Linked DNA regions of Homo sapiens: region 1 is linked to region 2. The links are chromatin loops, found by intact Hi-C in ENCODE. Cell type or tissue: GM12878. All regions are shown on one strand. Each heading gives the region's core, and the rest is flanking DNA. Links, peaks and the distances in the headings are about the cores only.

What was found. A loop is a pair of places that touch in the nucleus more often than their neighbours do. Peaks named below come from ENCODE experiments on the same cell type or tissue, not always from the same donor. Only the 100,000 strongest peaks of a DNase experiment are listed, where the experiment ranks them.
Region 1: it touches region 2 in a loop (3.0-fold over the local background); 1 of 110 quality-filtered maps calls a loop at or near these places.

The regions. Positions count from the first base shown.
Region 1 is chr16:5,155,930-5,164,673 of GRCh38, forward strand. No RefSeq gene overlaps it. Among named protein-coding and RNA genes, the nearest start is that of LINC02164, 61 kb to the right of the region's middle. RefSeq lists an enhancer at 618-897. In GM12878, for the core only: no CTCF peak of the experiment used is centred there; a DNase peak (open chromatin) is centred at 4,272; H3K4me3 peaks cover 1,202 bases; H3K27ac peaks cover 2,673 bases.
Region 2 is chr16:5,203,782-5,212,525 of GRCh38, forward strand. LOC105371067 (a long non-coding RNA gene) reads left to right here and starts at 1,150. Exons shown (of 3, transcript XR_001752067.2): 1 at 1,150-1,264. It also overlaps the pseudogene VPS51P1. In GM12878, for the core only: no CTCF peak of the experiment used is centred there; a DNase peak (open chromatin) is centred at 4,510.

The sequences.
Region 1 (8,744 bases), core at 1,729-6,728, 49 kb before region 2:
GGGGAGGGATAGCACTGGGAGATATACCTAATGGTAGATGATGAGTTAGTGGGTGCAGCGCACCAACATGGCACATGTATATATATGTGACTAACCTGCACCATGTGCACGTGTACCCTAAAACTTAAAGTATAATAATAAAAAAAATTATAGAACTAAAAGGTACAATAACAAAAATTAAAAACTTGCTAAAAAAAAAAAAAAAAGAACACAACCATTTGTCTCTTAACTACCTATGACCTGGAAGCCCCTCCCTGCTTCGAGTTGTCTCACCTTCACCTGGAGTTGTCCCGCCTTTCCAGACTGAACCAATGTACATCTTACACATATTGTTTGATGTCTCATGTCTCTCTAAAATGTGTAAAACCAAGCTGTGTCCCTACCGCCTTAGGCACATGTTGTCAGGACCTCCTGAGGCTGTGTCACAGGCGTGCATCCTCAACCTTGGCAAAATAAACTTTCTGAATTAACTGAGACCTCAGATTTTTGAGGTTCATATAGTCTTAGGCCTTGAGAGCCCTCTCGTAGTTTCCATATTTTTGCCCTCTTGGATGCTGGCACCAAGCAAGCCTTGACTATCCTGCTTAAAGTGCCATTTGGAAAGGGGCTCTGGAGGGCGAGGGGCCACATGGAGGAAAACAAGGCTCCCCGGCTGACAGCCAGCACCAACTGCCAGGCACATGTGTCAGGCTGTCCTGGGTGTTCCGCCCAGCTGGCCCTCCAGCTGCAGGTAGCCACACAAATGAGCCCAGGTTAAACCAGCCAGGAATTCCCCATGCAACTCACAGGGTCATGAGCAATAATGACTTTTGGTGGTTTAAAGTTTCTAATTTTAGGTGCAATAGGTAACTGAAATAGCCCACAAGGGTGTGAGCCTGTGGAGGGTGCATTTCCCACCTGCTGAAGCTTCTCAATTCCCAGGATCCAATCCGGATAAGACTCTTGTTCTCAGTGTCCTTGATGGAAATGGCAATGAACTTTTTGCTGATTGGACCATCTCAGGGGAATCCCAAAGATTGGAAACTATTTTCTTTCTTAGAATCTTCCACACAGCATTGAGCCTTAGGAATTTGTAAGAAGGATATGGAATGAAAAACATCTTTTGAAAAGGTATTTGTGTAGCTTCAGTTCAGCAAGATTCATGGTGGGTATTAGACTAAGTGCTGGTGTTAAGCCAAACCGTGTTTTTCAAAGACTCATCTGGCCTCAAGGTTGGCAGGATCAGAGTGGCCTCCCAGGATCTATCACATCCTCAGAAGGGTGGGTTCAACTGGCATGTACCCAGATCTCTGTCAGCTAGTATGATACTCCCTTGAGTCAAAGGCTGCCACATCACATCTCCTTTAAGTCCCTCTCAGTACGACCCCAGAAACATTGACAAAATGTGCTATTAGTAAAGATTTCAGGAGGACATAAATGAAGAGATTATATTGCAAGGTACCAAAACTTCCATCTTTGCTAAAGACCCTCATCCAGGCTGGGCACGATGGCTCACGCCTGTAATCCCAGCACTTTGGGAGGCTAAGGTGGGCGGATCACCTGAGGTCGGGAGTTCCAGACCAACATGGAGAAACCCCGTCTCTACTAAAAATACAAAATTAGCCAGGTGTGGTGGCACATGCCTGTAATCCCAGCTACTAGGGGGGCTGAGGCAGGAGAATCGCTTGAACCTGGGAGGTGTAGGTTGCGGTGAGCTGAGATCGTGCCATTGCACTCCAGCCTGGGCAACAAGAGCAAAACTCCATCTCAAAAACAAACAAAAAAACAAAAAACCCTTATCTAATGGTCATGCCACTCTATCTGGCCATGTAATTTCTCCTCCTGGCTTTCTGTAGCAACAGCCTTCTGAGGAACCTCACTCTGCCTTTCAAAACCGCTTCAACTTGTACCCTTCATCAGCAAAGTATTTAGCTCAACATGTATGCCTCTGGGGGAGCTCATCCACATGTCATTTAAGGATATTTCCAGCAACATCATCTTCACTACCCCGGGACAGTCTTTTAGAGTGGATTATGTGCCTGTTGGATGGGGTCATCCTTATATTCAGCACAGTGTTTGTCCTGAAACTTTAATGGAGTGCTCCTAGTTTGATAACTTTTGCCATGACAAATAAATTGAATTTCTCTGTCTTAACAACAGATGTTTGAATACGGCCCCATGTCCCTCTCTGCTCCTTCCTGCCTTACTCCTCTCCTCTTCCTTCCCTTCCTTTTCAAGAGCAGGGTTTGTAAACTTTTTCTTGAAAGCATCAGATAGTAAATGTTTTAGACTTCGTGGGCCATACAGTCTCTTGTAGTAGTTTCTCAACTCTGCCACCCATAGCATGAAAGCAGCTGATATAGTTTGAATATGTGTCCCTGCCCAAATTTGATGTTGCAATGTAACCCCCAGTGTTAGAGGTGGGGCCTGGTGGGAAGAGACTTGATCATGGGGGTGGATTTCTCATGAATGACTTAGCATCATGCTTTTGGTCCTGTCCTTGCAATAGTGAGTGAGTTCTTGCAATATCTGGTTGCTTGTGAGTGTGTAGCACCTCCCTCCTCATTCTCTTGCTCCCGCTTCACCTTCTGCCATGATTGTAAGTTTCCTGAGGCCTCCACAGAAGCTCAGCGATGTCAGTGTCATGCTCCCTGTACAACCTACAAAACTGTGAGCCAATTAAACCACTTTTCTTTATACATTACCCAGTCTCAGGTATTTATAGCATGAGAGAACAGCCTAATCCAGCAGCCACAGACAATATGTAGCAAATGGGCATGGCTGTGTTGCAATAAAACTTTATTGACAAAAACATGTGCAAGCAGGTCAGATTTGGCCCATGGGCCGTAGTGTCCCAACCCTTGCTCTGGAATATTCTCTTCAGCCTGGATGGACATCTCTATGTGTTTTTTTTCTTTTTTTTTTTTTTTTTGAAACAAAGTCTCACTGTCGCCCACACTGGAGTGCAGTGGTGCAATCTTTGCTCGCCGCAACCTCTGCCCCCTGGGTTCAAGCAATTCTCCTGTCTCAGCCTCCCAAGTAGCTGGGATTACAGGCATCTGCCACCACACCTGGCTAATTTTTGTGTTTTTTAATAGAAATAGGGTTTCACCATGTTGGCCAGGCTGGTCTCCAACTCCTGACATCAGGTGATCCGCCCACCTCAGCCTCTCAAAATGCTGGGATTACAGGCGCCTGCCACCACACCTGGCTAATTTTTGTATTTTTAGTAGAGATGTGATTTCACTATGTTGCCCAGGCTGGTCTCGAACTCCTGATCTCAAGCCATCCACCTGCCTCTGCCTCCCAAAGTGCTGGGATTACAGGTGTGAGCCACTGCAGCTGGCCTCCAGATTTTTTTTTTTTTGACGATTGCTTATTTGTTTTGACTTTCATTTTCTTCCCCATCGTGGTAGCCATTTTCTGAATGCCTGTTAGTTTGTCCGTCTCCCTCCTCTGTAGTCCCTAGAGTCAGATGAACTCCTCTGCAGATGCAATGGTGTAACACTCTCTAGTGCTGAATTTTGAGCAGGAGAAAGAGAGCAAGAGTGACCAGCACCCTTGGAAACTGGCCTCCTGAGAATTTGGAGTCTTCTCTGCAAAGGTTGCAAACCTGTTAACCCACAGGCCAGAGAGAGAGAGAAGCCAGAAGCATGATCTGTTAAGCTTGAGTTTAATATTTGATGCACAGAGATCACTGAGTTTTTTGATAAGAATTAGAGGAGAAGACACGGCCACAGAGAACAATTTCTATCCCCAGGTGAGGATTCAGGAGATAATTCTGGGAACAGAACTTCCTGAGAACTGAGATGGGGGAAATCGCTGGTGTTAGAAGGGTGAAAAGGTCAGTAATTAAGCCTACGACTGTGCTCTGAGAGGCGAAAGAAGAAAATGAGACTGCCAGGCAGGAATAATGAGAAATCTTTGATGGAATTAGCCGTGCAGAACAGATACTAAATGCATCCTCATTCCTCTCATAGTCAAAAGTTTTTGCTTAAGCTGGATGGGAAAAAGAGAATCCCTTTTCACTAAGTATAAAAGAGAGGATTTTAGAGAAGGTCTCAGAAGAAAGAGATGTGGGGGTTTGGTGAAACTCACCAGAGGCTGAACCCTCTCCAGCATAACACAGGGATTGCGAGGAGCGGGGTAGCATTAGGCCAGGTGCATAGCCCAGTGCTGCTCTCTCTGGACTTTCTGCTCTCTCTGGACTTGTTTGCTAGCTGAGCTCATCCATTTGCATAATTTTCAGTTCCATTTCTCAGCTGATGAGTCCTGAACTTTTCCCTTGAGGCTAGACTTCTCCTTCAAGCAGCAGTCTTAAACACTCAACTTCTTTCTTGTTTTTTCCACTTGTCATCTCATGAACACCTCAACCTTGTGACATCCAAAGCCAAACTCGTGGCTTGGAGGAGTAGGTGATGGCTGTAATCCCAGTGGTATGAGAGGCCGAGGTGGGAGGATTACTTGAGGCCAGGAGTTTGAAGCCAGCCTGGGAAACACAGTGAGACTCCCTGTCTACAAAAAAAAAAAAAAAAAAAAAAAAAAAAATTAGCTAGGCATGGTGATGTGCATCTGTAGGATCTGGAGTCCTGCTACTTGGGAGGCTAAGGTAGGAGGATCACTTGAGCCCAGGAGTTTGAGGCTGCAAAGAGCTCTGATCACACCACTGCACTCCAGCCTGGGTGACAGAGCCAGACCCTGTCTTAAAAAAACCCAAAGCCAAACTCTCCTTTTCCTCCTCCTTCTCCATGGGCTCTGTCTGTGCCATCTCTGTTCTGTAAATGGCACCACCCCCTGCTCAGCTGCTCAAGGTGGTCATAACTCATGTGTTGTGCTAACTCTGCTTTTGCCCTCTTCTCCAGTCAGCAAGTCCTGTGATTCTAAACTTTATCCAACTTGTCCACTCTCTCTATCTTCACTGTCGTTATCTTTGCCTAGGACACCCTTATCCCAGCTGGGCTACAGCAGCAGCCTCCTAACTGGTCTTAACTGGTCCTCTGCACCTGCCCTCCATGCTCAGCAATCCATTTCCCACCTGGCAGCTTCACTGATCTTAAGGTTTCCATTGATTCTCATCCCTGCCTTTCCTGCCCATGGCACATAGAATAAAATCAAGACCCCGAGTCTTCTGCCTGTTCCTGCCACATCTCCAGCCCTCTCCTATCTCCTCCCCTTGGCCTACTCTATTTCAGCCACTCTGGCCTTCTTTTGTTTTCTTGGACTTTCAAATCTTTCTCCACAACAGGGCCTTTGCACTTGCTGCTTCAGCCTGGAATGATTTTCCTCTGCACCTCCCCAAATTAGACCATCCTTTAGGTCTCAGCTAAAATGGTGCTTCCACAGAGAGCTCTTTCCTGACTGCTTTGTAAAGTGGACTTCCTTGCTCTTCTCCACCTTAACCTCTATTATTTCTTGTTGCAGGAAGTCAGGGACCCCAAATGGAGGGACTGGCTGGAGCCGCGGCAGAGCAACATAAATTGTGAAGATTTCATGAACATTTATCAGTTCCCAAATAATACTTTTATAATTTCTTATGCCTGTCTTTACTTTAATCTCTTAATCCTGTTATATTTATTAGCTGAGGATGTACATCACCTCAGGACGGCTGTGATAATTGTGTTAACTCTAAAAATTGATTGTAAAACGTGTTTCAACAATATGAAATCAGTGCACCTTGAAAAAGAAGAGAATAACAGCGATTTTTAGGGAACAAGGGAAGACAACCATAAGGTCTGACTGACTGCAGGGTCGGGCAAAAAGAGCCATATGTTTCTTCTTGCAGAGAGTCTATAAACAGACGTGCAAGTAGGAGAGATATCGCTAAGTTCTTTTCCTAGCAAGGAATATTAATGTTAATACCCTGGGAAAGGAATGCATTCCTGGGGAGAGGTCTATAAATGGCTGCTCTGGGAATGTCTGTCTTATGCTGTTGAGATAAGGACTGAGATACGCCCTGGTCTCCTGCAGTACCCAAAGGCTTACTAGGGTGGGGAAAAACTCCGCCCTGGTAAATCTGTGGTCAGACTGGTTCTCTGCTCTCGAACCCTGTTTTATGTTGTTTAAGATGTTTATCAAGACAATACGTGCACCGCTGATCATAGACCCTTATCTTCTGCTTTTGCCCTTTGCCTTGTGATCTTTGCTGGACCCTTACCAGTAGTTCTGCCTTTGCCCTTTGTCCTGTTCCCTCAGAAGCATGTGATCTTTGTTGGACCCTTATTAGTAGTCCTGCTTTTTGCCCTTGGAAGCATGTGATCTTTGTACCTACTCCCTGTTCTTACACCCCCTCCCCTTTTGAAACCCTTAATAAAAACTTGCTGGTCTGAGACTCAGGGGGCATCACTGTCCTACCGATATGTAATGTCACCCCCAGCGGCCCAGCTGTATAATGCCTCTCTTTGTACTGTCTATTTCTCAGGTGGCTGACACTTATGGAAAATAGAAAGAACATACGTTGAAATACTGGGGGCAGGTTCCACCAATACTTCTTTCATGGATTTACTTATTTTTTGTTTGTCTCCCTCCATATCCTAGAAACTCCTGGAGGGCAGAGTCGTGCCTGCCATCTTCATCATTGCATTACCAGCACCCAGCACAGTGCCTGGCACAAAAGAGTTGCTCAATAAATAAATAAGGATGAATGGATAAATACACGGATAGGCACTTTGAACTACAGATGAGCTTAAATACTTTGTGTTTTTCTTAGGCAAACATGTGCAATTAAGCATGTGATAAATGATATGACCACACCTGTGTCTTGCCTGATGTTCTTTGCAATCACTATATGAAGTCAATTGTGCCTGTTTTCACAGTTCTGTTTTTAACCTAATGATCTGTTTCTTTTAACTTCTGGCATTTGCTTTGTTTGGCCTTTGTTACTTTGTCACTTTGTTAGCCTGACAAAGTGACAGATATTGGTATTTACTCTTTGGTTTAAATGTCATGAACTTTAAAAATGCCTTTGCTTTTGGTAAGAAACCCTAGTTAGGACAGTCTAGCGGTCGGGATGATTTGGGTTCTGCTGCAGTAACAACAATCCCCAAATCTCAGTGGGTTCATGCAGTGAGGTATTTGTTTGTTTGTTTTTGAGACAGGGTCTCACTCTGTCACCCAGACTACAGTGCAGTGGCGCAATCTCAGCTCACTGCAACCTCTGCCTCCCAGACTCAGTGATTCTCGTGCCTCCTGAGTAGCTGGGATTACAGGCCCGTGCCACTATTTTCTGGCTAATTTTTATACTTTTGGTAGAGAAAGGATTTCACCATGTTAGCCAGGCTAGTCTTGAACTCCTGACCTCAAATGATCCACCTGCCTTGGCCTCCCAAAGTGCTGGGATGACAGGTGTGAGCCACCGTGCCTGGCCACAGTGAGGCTTATTCTTGGTCACGTTGCATATCTGGGCTGTGTTAGGGCATTGTGGGGTGGTCTGTTCATTGTGTTCACTCAGGGATCCAGGCTGACAAAAGCCCCATCTCTGCATGTGTCATTGATCACCACTTCAGGGGAAAGGGAATGTGGTGGATCACAGAGCCTCTTAACACTTCCACCTGAAGGTGACTCAAGTTGCTCCTGCTCATGGTTCATTGGACAAAAAGGATCACAGAGTCACGGGCAACTTCTCTGTTTCTGGAAGGGGAACCAAAATGTGAATAGCTACATTGATTTTCCCTAGCTATTACACAGAAGGCCTCATTTAAACACAGCTACTTATTTGTGTTTTGAAGCTAATTGTAGTCTATCAACCTTCACAGAAGGTATGTGCACTTCCAAGCTATTATTAAGCACAGTTTTTTTTTTTTGAGACAGAGTCTCACTCTCTTGCCCAGGCTGGAGTGCAGTGGCATGATCATGGATCCCTGCAGCTTCCGCCTCCTGGGTTCAAGTGATTTTCATGCCTCAGCCTCCCATAGTGCTGGGATTACAGACACCTGCCACCGTGCCTGGCTATGTTTTGTATTTTTAGAAGAGATGGGGTTTCACCATGTTGGCCTGCTTGTCTGGAACTCCTGACCTCAGGTGATCCACCTGCCTCTGCCTCCCAAAGTGCTGAGATGACAGTCGTGAGCCGCCGCACCCAGCCTTGAGTATGATTTTTGATTCGGAAGGTCAGAGTTAGGGTTTTAGTCTGAGGACAGTATGGTGTGAAGGTGAAAAGCAGAGCTTGGCTGTGAGTTTGCTGGGATTCCTGTGCTGCTTCTACAGCTCTTTCGCTGTGTGACCGTCACCTTTGGCAAGTTCCTTTACCTTTCTATGTGTCGGTTTCCTCATCAATAAAATGGAAAAAATAATCGTAATCATAACATCTATTGGTGTTGGGATAGCCCAGCGGTTGACACATAAGGACTCAAAAATAGTTTTTTGTTTGTTTGTTTGTTTGTTTGTTTTTTTGAGACGGAGTCTTGCTCTGTTGCCAGGCTGGACTGCAGTGGTATGATCTTGGCTCACTGCAACCTCCGCCTCTTGGGTTCAAGTGATTCTCCTGCCTCAGCCTCCCAAGTAGCTGGGATTACAGACGCCCACCACCACTCCCAGCTAATTTTTGTATTTTTAGTATAGATGGGGTTTCACCATGTTGTCCAGGATGCTCTCAATCTCTTGACCTCATGATCCACCCACCTCAGCCTCCCAAAGTGTTGGGATTACAGGCATGAGCCACTGTGCCTGGCTCAAAAATACCGTTATTAATTTTTGGGGGTAGTTACTATATTTTGTCAAAATCAGAGTTCAATACCTTGTAACACTGGGTTGGGAACTATCCCTGAAGG
Region 2 (8,744 bases), core at 2,476-7,475:
AGGGAGAGGGAGAGGGAGAGGGAGAGGGAGAGGGAGAGGAGAGCGAGAGCTATTTTTTTTTTTTTTAGAGACGGAGTCTCGCTCTGTTGCCCAGGCTGGAGTCCAGTGGTGTGATCTTGGCTCAGTGCAAGCTCCGCCTCCCAGGTTCATGCCATTCTCGTGCCTCAGCCTCTCGAATAGCTGGGACTACAGGTGCCTGCCACCATGCCCAGATTTTTTTTGTAGTTTTAGTAGAGATGGGGTTTCACCGTGTGAGCCAGGATGGTCTTGATCTCCTGACCACGTGATCCACCGCCTCGGCCTCCCAAAGTGCTGGGATTACAGGTGTGAGCCACTGAAACAGTCTCCCTCAGTCACTGAGGCTGGAGTGCAGTTGTGTGATCTCCACTCACTGCAACCTCTGCTTCCTGGGTTCAAGCGATTCTTGTGCCTCAGCCTCCTGAGTAGCTGGAATGACAGGCACCCACCACCATGCCCGGATAATTTTGGTATTTTTAGTAGAGATGGGGTTTCACCATGTTGGCCAGGCTGGTCTCAAACTTCTGACCTCAAGTGATCTGCCTGCCTCGGTCCCCCAGAGTGCTGGGATTACAGGCATGAACCACTGCACGTGGCCCAGGATGGCCTTCTGTAAGAGCTGCAATGTTTTACGTCATCATAAGCCATGTATGAGTATATCGGCTTCACCTCACCCTGGGGAGAAATTTTATATTAGCATTTAAACATATTTTAAAATTTAATATATGAAAAGGTTATCTCTTGTTTCATTGAAATTTCTTCTGTTATTCTTCTAGATGATTTTGGATGTTCTGTTGGTTTAGGGTAATTCTCATGTGTTTCAGAAATATGTATTCTGTCTTTTCAAGTAAATCATAAATTTACATAGAGATTTGTTTAAAGTTCCTGCATGGTGCCTAACATTGTGTTGGGCATATGGTGAACACTGAATACATTTTCTTGCCGTAGTGGGAAGAGGTCGTGTGTTCCAAATCTGTTTCATTTTGCTCCTGGGCACTCTGCTAGATTATACATCCCAGTCCCCTTGTGTTCAGTCTGGGGCCATGGGATTACATTTTGGCTAGAGGAATATGAGTGAGAAGCAATAAATGCCTATCTTTATACTTGACCATAAAAAAATCTCTCCTGCAGGATCCTGTGCACTTTATTCTTCCCTACCAGCCTCAGAAGCCACGTGCTGAAGACAGTGAAGTTCTGTCTGGGAAGAAGCATCGATCCCTAAATGACTGCATGGAGCAGAGCAGAGGTACCCTGCCCCTCCCCCATGCATACCACCCATGACATCAGCAATCAACAGATCTCGATTAAGTTAGGCCTCTGAAATTTTGGGGTCATTTTTTACAGCATCTTGTTTTTGTTATTCACCCTATTTATTAGTCTGTTTCCACACTGCTAATAAAGACATACCGGAAACTGGGTACTTTATAAAGAAAAAGAGGCTTAGTGGCATTTTCAGGATGCCGCTTGGTTCCACATGCCTAGGGAGGCCTCACCGTCATGGCAGAAGATGAAGGAAGAGCAAAGGGACTTCTTACATGGTGGTGGGTAAGAGAGAAATTGTGCAAAGGACCTCCTCTTTATAAATCTGCCAGACCTTGTGAGATTTATTCACTATCATGAGAACAGCATGGGAAAGACCCGCCCCATGATCCAGTTACCTCTTGCTGAGTCCTTCCCATGACACTTGGGAATTGTGAGAGCTACAAATTGAGATTCTGGCAGGGACACAGCCAACCCATATCACCCTAATACGCATACAAACCCATAGCAGTTGGCGAGCTCTAAGTCTCTACTTCCACTTTCAAATTACACTTTCAAGCCTAAATTTACAAGTATACCCAGTTTGATGTTCCCTTAATATATCATTGAAAGTTCTTTGGACGTAGACAGTAGAAAACTACTTGCATATTTGAAGAAAAAGGGACTTTATTGGAAGGCTGTTGGGGAACTGGCAGAAATAAGGTCCTCCTGAAGAACAAGGCTTGCAGCAGACAGGAGTCAGGTAGTTTCAGAGGACCTTGACAAGTGCAGTGTAGAGGTTAGGTGCAGGAGTCAGCCTGGGTTCATGTCTTTCACTCTACTACATGGGGCAGGCTATTTAACAGCTTTCTGCCTCAGTTTTCTGATCTGTAAAATGGTGATGATATTACTCATCTCAGTATTACTGTGAAGTTTAAATGAGTTGGTATATAAAAAGTACTTGGGGCTGGGCGTGGTGGCTCACATGTATAATTTCAGCACTTTGGGAGGCCGAGGCAGGTGGATTCCTTGAGGCCAGGAGTTTGAGACCAGCCTGGCCAACATGGTAAAAACCTGTCTCTACTAAAAATACAAAAAAAAATTAGCCAGGAGTGGTGGCACGTGCCTGTAATCCCAGCTACTGGGGAGGATGAGGCAGGAGACTCCCTTGAACCTAGGAGGCAGAGGTTGCAGTGAACCGAGATCGCACCACTGCACTCCAGCCTGGGCGACAGAGCGAGACTTTGTCTCAAATAAACAAATAAATAAAAATTAAGAAAAAAGTGCTTCGAAGGGCTTGGTAAACTTCAGCCATTAGCTCACCTACCACTTTAGAAGGACAGACCTTCAGTCACTTCACCCTTGAATCCCTTTGCTCAAGACCAAAGTTCTGAGAGGGAGTCTACTTGGCTGAGTTGTGACCATTTGGGCAATGCAGGAAAGGATGCAGTGGGAGGCGTCTCCAGGGACATCTTTGGCTTCCATCATGGGGTAGCAGATGCCTGGATTATCCGCCCTAACAAATCTGGACAAAGGAAAACGAGGTTCTCTGAGGAGGGAGACATAGAGCCCAAGGAGCTAACAAAAAGACAAATAGTCATTCGGTCTTGTCATTTTCTTTTACACATGTGTGTACATTATCTTATACTTACCACTTTGTTTCCTTTCTCACCTCTAATTGCAACCTGCTGCCAAAAGTTAAAATAAAATGAAAGTATTGAGATAGCTCAGTAACTGACTTTTGGTCAATTGACTTTTCATATAGTGAACAGCTGCCCAAACAATTGCCTCTGTCAGTGTGCAAATTTGCAGCTGTTTGCATGATCACTCCCAGTCCCCCAACACAGGGCTGTGTTGCAGCACAATTTAGTTCAGTGTTTTGCTCTTTGCAACAGGGAGATTCTCATCCATTACAGGTTGCAGTAAAAACAGGGGTACCATAAGCAACCACCGCTTTCCTCAATGATGTGATGAAAGCAAAAGCCAAGTAGCTTGATGTATCCAACTTAAAAATATAAAAAGTTACACCCGTGGGCTGCAGTTGGAGCTATGGCGGCGGCAGCTGCTGCTGGACATAGCCCGGGGTCTGGACCTGGGGACTCCCCAGAAGGGCCCGAGGGGGAGGCTCCGGAGCGTCGGCGGAAGGCACACGGGATGCTTTACTATGGCTTCTCGGAAGGGGAGGCGGCGGGACGCCCCGCGGGGCCCGAACCCCTGGACACGACTGATCTGAACGGGGTGCACTTCGACCCGGAAGTTTACCTAGGCAAGCTGCGTCGAGAGTGCCCTCTGGCCCAGCTGAGGACAGTGAGACAGACATGGTGCGGCAGATCCGGGCTCTAGACAGCGATATGCAGACCCTGGTCTATGAGAACTACAACAAGTTCATCTCAGCCACAGAAATGGACAAACAGCATAAAATTGTATGAGGAATTGCAGGAGACCCAGAATTTCCCAAATAACCTTGTAAAAGAAGAACAAAGTTGGAAGACTCACACACACACACAATATATATATACATATATATATATGTATATATATATACACATATATATATATAAAGTTTTGTTTTCGTTCAGTTGTAAATATTTAGTAATTTCTATTGTGATTTTTCCTTTAACTCATGAAAGGATATTTTTAATTTTCCAAATTAAAGATAGCTTGTGTTTAGCTATCTTCTTTCTGTTGACTTCTAATTTTGTTGCATTATGGTCAGGAAAATGTGGTCTGGACATTGTCAATCGTATAGTGGATTTTGTTGAGACTTCTTTATGGCCTAATATGTGGCTGTGGCCAGTTGTTGTTGTTGTTGTTGTTGTTTTTTGCAAATGTGCCACATGTGGTTAAAAGGAATGTGGATTATTTGTTTTTTTAAGAAGAGTTTTTATTTTTAAATAGATAAGATTCTCAGTGTAACTGGAATCTAGCTTCAATTAGCAATATGCTAGATCTCTCAAACCTTAGGATGTTAGTCAGTGTAACACTAGACAATGCTGCTGAGACGAATAAACCCTGAACTCTCAGTGGGTTGACACCCATAGCATAGTCTGGTGCAGGGCAGGTGTTCTCCTTGGGGGCCCTTGTCCAACAGTGATTCACAGATCCTGGAGGTTTCCATCATTTAATTCTGCCATCTCAGAGTTTTTCACTTGTAGCCATGTGGATGGGAAGAGAGGAAACATAGCTCACACTTGCCTTTGATAACCTTGGCCCTGAAGTGATTTCTTACATTCCTATTGGTGGAAATGCAGTCACATGGTTCTAAACTAACTGCAAGGGATGCTGGGAAATGTAGTCTTTCTGCATGTCCAAGAAGAGGAATGGTGTGAACACAGCATTGTCTTTGACACACTGAGCATGTGCTAAAGAGTTCTTACTCTTATAGGAGGTTTGTCTGTCCTGTGTAACTTTCTCAGTTTTTGCTTAGATAGTTTCAGGCAATGTTGTTTGTTGCATTCAGCTTGATGATGATTATGTCCTCTTGGCAAAGTAGTCAAGATTCCCATCAGTTTGAATGAAAGTGTTTTACAGATAGGTCAGGAAATGTTAATACTTTAAAAGGCCCTTCTATTCCTCCACTTTACAGATAAGAACAACAGAGTCCTAGAGAGAGGAGGTCATGGGTCTCACTCATGAGTGGCAGAATTGAAAGCAACATGGCAGTAACTTTGCCTTTCCTCCATCGTGTTGTTGTCCCTCAGTTTTCACTCTGCTGATTTCTTCACTTGCTCCATACATACCTCCCAGTACCAAGTATATAAGGAGTGATTAATCTGAGCTTCTCCAGAAAGTCCATTCCTGGTAGGCACTGGGAATAAGAAATCTCAGAGTATAAAATAACATCAAGTGGTAGCACTTTTGTGAATGGCTCCCAAATTAGTTCCTTTACCTTTTTTTTTTTTCTTGAAGTGCAGTTGCACAAAACACGCTTAGCCTGAGATGAAGCACATATTAGAGAAAGGTTCTCTCTATAGCATTATCTATTACTCTAATGAGCATGAAAAAGAAGAGAGGGGACATGCTCTCTCTAGCTATTATTACCTCCACTATAGAGTTGACATACACAAGCTCATTATTGCATTATGTTTTATTCAACAAAATAACTTTAATGTTGTAGCTTAAATTGAATTCGCTAAAACATCTTTATCTCCAGCATAATGTGCCTCAAGTGTCTTCTTGGTGCCTGAATTTTCTCCAGAATTATAGTGCTGAAGCTATGAAATGGTGAAATTATATGCAATCTGCAAAACAATGTGGCTATAACGTGGTAATTGGCCTTGCACATAATTAAAGGAACATTTCCTTATCAGAGCTGTTCCATCAGAGACCCAAAGGCTATCGTTGTACAAATCACCCACTTAGGAAAACCTTTATCCCCAGTAGCCTATAAAAATCTGGCTATGCAAACAGATTTGCTTATTCAGTAACATTAATGGCTTCTCATAGTTAAAAAGTCATCAAGGTGATTGACCTATAATCTGTTTCCTCTGTGACCAAGTGTCATTTTTATTTTGACAGTTAGGAGCCTTTTGACTCTTTCACAGCTGGCATGAAGGCACAGGAAAGGAAATCTCAAAAACCAACAACCTGTGTATTCCCAGCCTATTAATCAATAGAAAATCACTTCAACTGGATTAGGGTCTTGTACCTGGCAGAAAGGCTCTTATGGACATTGAAATTGGATTTTTACACTTGATATGACACCTCCTTGAGTCAGATCAGATTCGTGTTTGACAGACTCTTGCCGAAAAATTGCTCCAGGGTCTGTGCAGTAGCTAAAGCCTTTTTGTTGTTGTTGTTGTTGTTTTAAAAGCAGCATTAAATGTTTTCATGAAGACCTTCCCAGCAGTGATTTTATTGGGAATATGGTCTTTAGCTCTGGTCCTGAATAACTCACACTGAGGAAACCTCTAACAAGTGTTTTATTAGAAGATGTCTGATGGATGGTTGGTTTTAATAACAAATCTCTTCCCTTTTTCTGTCCCCTGTGTTCTATTCTCCTTTCTCTACACATTATTCTGGGAGGATTCACCTATTCCCAAAGTCCTTTCCTCTTTATTTTCATTCCAGACCTCTCTGTATAACTCCAGGCTGATGAATCCAACTGCCCACTGGTTATCTCCACTTGGCTGTCTGTCTTGCATTGACCTCATGTTACCTTTCCTCTCCTGATTTCCTCTTCTGCCTGGGCTCACCACATCAGATACACACCACCATCCACCCAGCTTCCAAAACACCTGGGCCTCATCCTGCATTCCTCCCTCTTTCTCAGTCAAGTTAGTCTACTGTCTCCTCTCCATCCTCACTGCCACAGCCTTGGTCCAGCCAACCATCTTCTCTCACTTGGTGTATTGCAGCCTCCTACCTAGTCTACTCACCTCCCACTGTCCTCCAGCCAGACTGCTCTTTTTATAGCACAAAGTGGATCATTACTCCCCTGCCTAAAAACATCTACTGTCTCCCTTAGTCTACAGGATAAACATGACAAAGAGCCTTTAAAATTTGGCTCCAACTTACCTCTACATTAGTCACTTTGTACAATTATATGAACATCTCTCAGCTCCTCACCCTCTCATGTCTCGATTTTTGCACATGCTCTTCCCTCTGCTGGGAATGATCTTCCACACCTCTCCTATCGACCTGGCTAATTCCTACCATTTTCTAGTCTTCAACTTAGGAGTCCTGTGATGGAGAAGGATTTCTGACCACCTGATATAGATTGGATGGCCACCCACCTCCTGGCTTTTTTTTTTTTTTTTTTTTTTTTTTTTTTTTTTTTTTTTGACAGAGTCTCGCTCTGGCCATCCAGGCTGGAGTGCAGTGGTGCGATCTTGGCTCACTGCAATCTCCACCTCCCGGGTTCAAGCAATTCTCCCACCTCAGCCTTCCGAAAATCTGGAATTACAGGTGCCCGCCACCACACGCGGCTAATTTTTTTGTATTTTTATTAAAGACAGGATTTCACCATGTTTACCAGGCTGTTTTCAAACTCCTGGCCTCAAGTGATCCACCCACCTCGGGCTCCCAAAGTGGTGGGATTACAGGCATGAACAACTGCACCTGGCCTATTGGGTGCCCCTTCTATGTGCTCCCATTGCCCCAGGCATGCTGTCACCACAACTTTTACCATTCTGAGTTGAAAATGATTTTTTTTTTTGCTTTTTATTTCTCTCATTAAATGCAAAGCTCATTGAAAAGAGGACGGTGGTTGTTCACTGTTGTACTCCTAACCTTTGACTCAGTGTCCTGAGGTCTGCTCTAGAGCTGTGCACACATGTTCAGACACTGGAGCACATCTTGTCTAGTGCCTCTTTTGAGGTGGCTTGGAGAAAAGTCAGTAGGTACTTCCCCAAGGATGAAACAGAAGTTTCACCTAAATCAGTAGTTCTTCAACTTCAGCCTGCATTGGAATCCTCTGAGAGCTTGTTAAAAATACAGTCTCCTAGAGCCCACTCTTCAAGAGTCAGTGAGTTGCTTCATCATTAAAATACATACAGAATCCAGCCGGTCTTCAGCGCCAGCCTGGTCTGAGCCACTGTGGACTCCCACCTGCAGAATCTCCCTGCTGGTCTCCTTGCTTCTGCTCTTACCTTCTTATCATCCATTCAAGTAGCCAGGGTGATCCTTTTTAAAAAAATTTTTAAATTTTTTTGAGATGAAGTCTCACTCCGTCACCCAGGCTGGAGTGCAGTGGTACTGTCTCAGCTTAGTGCAGTCTCTACCTCCTGGGCTCAAGCCATCCTCCCACCTCAGCCTCCTGGGTGGCTGGGACCACAGGCATACACTGCCACACTTGGCTAATTTTTGTATTTTTTGTGAAGACAGGGTCTTGCTGTGTTGCCCAGGCTAGTCTTGAACTTCTGTATGCGCCCACCTCAGCCTCCTGCATTTTTAGGAAGCCCCTCTTGTAGGGATTTTGATGCAGAGGCCTGGGTGCCTCATGTCTCCTCCCATCTCTCTCTGTCTCTTTCTCTCTCTGTTTGTCTTTCTCTTTGCCTTATAGCTGCCCTGGGGACTAGACTCTGCCTTAGGCATCCCTCTGACTCCTGTTTGCTTTTATCCTGAGGCTGCTTTAAGTTGCACCTTGATCTAAAGCCTTGGGGTTCTGTTCCTATTGCTTGCTTTTGTTGGAAGGGCGGTGCAGCTTCTTGACAAATTGCAAAGGTGCCCACGAGTTTCTAAGTCCCCAAGAACCAAACCAGATGACAAAGAGGGATGCAGCCCACAGCTGGGGAGACAGATTTCATGTCCACACAGAGACTCCAAGATGCTGAACTGAAATCCACCCCGAAACCTGTTTTCTCTCTCATTTAAGTTCAATGTCACCTGGGGGCTTGCAGGGCAGGGCTGGTGACCATTCACAGGGCAAAGATGCTTTGAAATGTCAAGTGAGAATGGTGTGGTGGTTGACAGATGGCACGTCAGAGCATAGATTAACATGGAAAGAGAAACTCACCCCTTGGGGGGAGTGTGTGAGGCTGGCAGCC